Linked DNA regions of Homo sapiens: region 1 is linked to region 2. A link is a loop called in an ENCODE intact Hi-C map of the cell type or tissue named here. Cell type or tissue: IMR-90. All regions are shown on one strand. Region 1 has its middle 240 kb from the start of NNT-AS1. Region 2 has its middle 170 kb from the start of NNT-AS1.

What was found. A loop is a pair of places that touch in the nucleus more often than their neighbours do. Peaks named below come from ENCODE experiments on the same cell type or tissue, not always from the same donor. Only the 100,000 strongest peaks of a DNase experiment are listed, where the experiment ranks them.
Region 1: a loop joins it to region 2, with 9 times the contacts of the local background. A loop is called at or near these places in 3 of 110 quality-filtered maps.

The regions. Positions count from the first base shown.
Region 1 is chr5:43,838,205-43,840,704 of GRCh38, reverse strand. No RefSeq gene overlaps it. Among named protein-coding and RNA genes, the nearest start is that of NNT-AS1, 240 kb to the right of the region's middle. In IMR-90, no CTCF peak of the experiment used is centred here; a DNase peak (open chromatin) is centred at 1,314; H3K27ac peaks cover 826 bases.
Region 2 is chr5:43,768,431-43,770,930 of GRCh38, reverse strand. No RefSeq gene overlaps it. Among named protein-coding and RNA genes, the nearest start is that of NNT-AS1, 170 kb to the right of the region's middle. In IMR-90, no CTCF peak of the experiment used is centred here; a DNase peak (open chromatin) is centred at 1,210; H3K27ac peaks cover 1,395 bases.

The sequences.
Region 1 (2,500 bases), 70 kb before region 2:
ACATGATGAGAACAATAACAAAGAGCTACAGGGATTAACTGACACTTAATGATTTCTCCTTTTATAGGATTCCAGCCAAGTATTCAACAAGCCATGCAACTCTCAATATGACTGCTATTTCCCTCATTGTGAATAATAGCTCATTCCTAAAGGGCGGGCTGATCTTTTGCTCCCTTAAACAAATGGAAAATGCTGAATTTTTCAAAGGTCACAAAGCCAAAACTAGCAAGCTCCTGTATCAAATAAATTGATAACATTTCATAATTATGTGAATTCAGATATATTTAAGTAGAAATACCAAAACTGAAAATACTTCTATTTTATACCTTGGTGGTGAGATCATTTTAAGTTATAGAAACAATTATTAAAACCATAGGCATTTGTAACTACCTGTAAATAGGAGGTAAGGGTGCCAATAATTCAATATTCAAATGCCTCTGTGTTTGATGGTAATTATCCCTATGACCAATAACTTTTTCTGTACTTCTAAACATTGAGTTCAGAAGCAGCTGTTACTCCCACATTTCTTTACTGCACACATATTATATGCTAGATACTGGGAGTATAAACTAAGACATGTCCTTAATCTCTGAAGAAGAAGATGAAACAAATGATACAATGTGTAAGTGCTGTGAGAAGGCACACATAGTCCACCTTGGAAAAGTGACCTCTAAATCTAATTTTAAAGAATAAGTAGGAGTTCTTTGGAGCAATGTAAGAGAAAATTCATTTTGCACAAAATATATAGCATGTCCAGAAGCACAGGAGCAAGAGTAAGAAAACACAACTAGTTGGTTACAGTTGGTACTCAGGGAGCTAGTAGGGAAATAGCTCAGAACAAGACTGGAAAGATGAGCAAGTACATGACCCTGAATTTCTGGCTACTTCAGTAAGTTAAGTCCAGTACAATGTGCGCAAACTCTTCTCTGTCATTACTTAAACTTAAACAACCATTTACAAATTACTAACCCTAAATATGAAAGAGCTAATACTGGGGTCTGATGACCAACCCATGATTGAGGCATTGATAAGCATTTCTCTACTTTCCATAAGGTGGTGAGATAAGTACTGTTACTCCTATTTCACCAATGAGTAAACTGAGAGCAAAAGAAGCTAAATGACTGCCCAGATTTATACCATTAGTCATAGAACCAAGAACACACCTAATAATTCAGACTAAAAACCAAGTCCAGTGAAATTTCCACACAACACAGCTGCTTCTCAAAATAACAACTACCAACATTTGTTCTGATCTATTTATCTTATGAAGTCATTTCAAATGCATCATCTGGCTCAATACCCATAAAAACACTATAAGGAAATTTAAGGCTCAGAGATTTATTCCAAGTTTGTTCAACTGTTTAAGTGATGAATCAGGGACTCAAGACATGTGAGGATGATGATCTTTTGGTTAAGCCATGAGTCTTCTACTAACAGCCACAGATGAACATTTATGAAGGAATTGGAGTCTTTGAGGGTAAGTTGGGAATGTAGTTAAAAACCAATAAAAACTACAGGTCAAGGAAGGGCCTTGCTAATCTAGATTTTGCTCTTTACCTCTTCATCAAGCCTATTTTTATTAATTTCACTATATATCTTTGCTTCATAGAAGTTATCAGAGTTGCCATTTTACATTTATTTCAGCAGTTGTTTGATCAACATGTCTTTCCTCTATAAGACTACAAGTTCCATGAGAACAAGAAGAGATCCATTTTTGTTCATTATTGAATCTCCAGCATCTAGCACATTTATAATAGGGACTCAGTAAATATCTTTCAAATATATGAAAAATTCCCCAATCCAGTGACTTTTGCAATCATCACCTGGAGAATTTGATTATATTGACTTTCTCTTTCTTGAAACCCTTTTTAGCATGAGCCCCAATAACATCCTCCTCATTTTAAAATAAATAAATATATATATTTATATATATATATAATATATTTAGGGCTATAAATGCAGTTGTGTTATGTGGATATATTGCATACTGCAGAAATCTCTTGGCTTTTAGTATTGTCCTTATTTTTCCTATTCCTTTCCATTGCTCATTCTTGGTGCTTCATGATTCCTCCCCTCAAAACTACCCATGAATGTTGTTCCCTAAATACAATCCTCACTTCTCTTTTCTTCCTACTTTATTTACTCTCCCTGAGTAATCTCACATACAACCAATAGTTCACCCACTATTAATCCCATTGGCTTTTAAATCTATCATCCAAGACCTCTTGCCTGACATCCTGATTCATATTTCCAAATATCTACTAGGCTATCTCACACACAATATGTTCCAAACTTAACCCACCATCTTGCTACCAAGCCTGTTTTCATGTATGCCTATGTTGATGAATACCAGTTGCCTAAGCCAGAAATTTTGGAATACACAACTACTATCTTGCTTATTCTCATCCTCATATCCAATTATTCTTTCAAGTTCTATATGTTCTTCCTCCTGGATATTCCTGTAATTTTTGCCATTCTTTCCATTCCTACGGTCACTATG
Region 2 (2,500 bases):
GCCTAATACTGCCCTCAGACATTTTATGTTATTTTACTCAGTTCTCACAATAGGTTTATAAAATTGATATTTTTACCCTTATTTTACAGTGGAGGAAACCAAAAGTCAGAAAAGTGAAGTCATTTGTCCAAGATAACTTTACTAACAAGTGGTTAGATATAAGAAGTGAAGTGTGAGACTATTGAAAATGTCTTTTAGCTCCTTGGAGAAATAAATCATATAAATTATAAATTATTTGAGACTTTTGAAAAAATTTTCCTACACTGTATATTGACCAACAGTGAAACTGTCAGGAAACATAGTCAATTAAGCATAGAAGGCCACATGGATGGCACAAGGTCTGCCTCCAGTCCAGACCAGCTGAATAGCCTGGCACCATGTTTATCAGTTGGTCACAAATTGCTATTAGTTAGCCTATACAAATGATATAATTGCCAACTAAGTGTCAGTAACCTTCAGTTCTTTCTAGCAATGTGAGACACCCAGGGCACAATTCATGTCATTTGTTCACTCATAATTTACCCAGATATTAAAACTAGTTCAAACTCCCTAAAAACACCGTATGTGTTTCAAGGAATCCAGGAAAACTCCATCCAACTGAAGCCTTAGTAAAATGCCTGCAACTAATCCATGGCCTATGGGTTCACTGGAAGCTACTTTAGGGGGTCAAAGCTTACACACAAGGGAAAACAAAATATGTGTGAATGCAGCTGATTCTTTCCCCCATAGCAATGCTGGAAAACTCATATAAATATACAAATACACTGAGCTGTATTGTGAAAGGAGCCATTTGTTTTACTAACACAAGTTGGTATGGTGCAAGATTTTTCTTGGCAAATATAGTAGACTACAATGGAAAAAATTATAAACAATGGAGTTTTCTGGCAATTTTTAAAAAACTGAATGAACAGCCTTTCCAAAAGGTAAAAAAAAAAAAAAAAAAGAAAGAAAAAAAAACCCTCTTTCTTTTCCTCGGTCTCCCATGAGATACTACTCACATATAATCACTTTAAAAGTCAAAGCAGATGAAGAAATATGGCTCAATGATCAGCAGAGCTTGTTAAAATGACTATTTGGTCACTAGCGAGCTACCCTGCCAAATTTCAACACAGAGAACTACGTAGGCCATGCTATTCTAGCCAGAATGAAAAGTCTGTCGAAGATGGTCGCATGCTAGAGTTCAGGAGGTGAAGAAACCACTCCTCTTCCCAGAATTCCTTTGAGTATAGTTACCGTCACAGTGACGAAGGTTTGAATACAGGCATTGCTTTCATTACTAAATGTTACTATAGAGACCAAATGTTCTTGCTTAAACACAGATTTCATAGGAAGTGTGTTGGCTGAAGGTCAAAAATATCAAAAATATAGAGGAGAAACTTCCCCAGAGATAAAGTATATGATACTAGCTTAAGAAATCTAAGCCTATAGTGGCTACACCTCTCTCCTGAGCAGACCCCACGCCAAATGGGTGAAGTCTGTCTTTAACAACCTGCACAACTCTTTTTCTACTTGATCATTCAGAATGGTTGAAAACACATATACACCCCATTCCAAATTCAGTGCCTACTCACTTCATTCTTTAATATGCTCAAAAGTACATTATATCATGCATTCATGCATATGTTAAAGATGCAAAACATTATGAATTAAATATTTTCTTAGTTTATTTCTGAAATATTTTTAACCAAGAATTTTACATACTTTTTCATATATAATTGTATAAAACTACATATAAAAGATACACAGTGGAGTTTAGGATCCAACTCCAATCCCTCCTTAACGAACTGATAATAACCCTTAATTACTGTGGCTAAAGGCCTAATTCTTACACAATTCTAGATCATCTCCTATGCCCCACACTAGGCTTATTCCACCTGGTTTGTACTGGGATGTGTCATTTTTACTTCAGAGTTTCTGCCACCAAAGTACATAGATGCTACTTAAGTACTTAATGTCTACCTAGTCTTACCCAAGTAACCAATGTTGGCAATCTATTAACAACCCGTGTGTATAATTGTATACCCTTTCCATGCTTATATATTCATATATATGTATATATACATATTTTGATACATATATAGAAGTTGGAAATTGTCTTTGATTTTCAAAAATGAGGCTATAGGTATACATATCTACAATATACACATTTTTTCTCACTTAAAAGTGTATCCTGGACGTCCTTCCCAGTATTCACTTATCTCACTCTTTCCAATGATTGTATAATAATTTATGGTAAGAATTTACTCAGCCATTCCTCTGTTTATGGGGATTTTATATAAATTCATGGTAAAAATTTAATCAACCATTCCTCTGTTTATGGGGATTTATTCCATTTTCTGTCTTTTGCCACATAAAACAATACTATCCAGTTAGAAGTAAAGCACCAATAGAAATAAATGTAAACTGCTAATAGAAATATATGTAATCTCTAATGACACATGAGGCCTGCTTCAAGTAGAACACCGAAGAGGAACTAAACGTACATACCTTCAATTGCTTT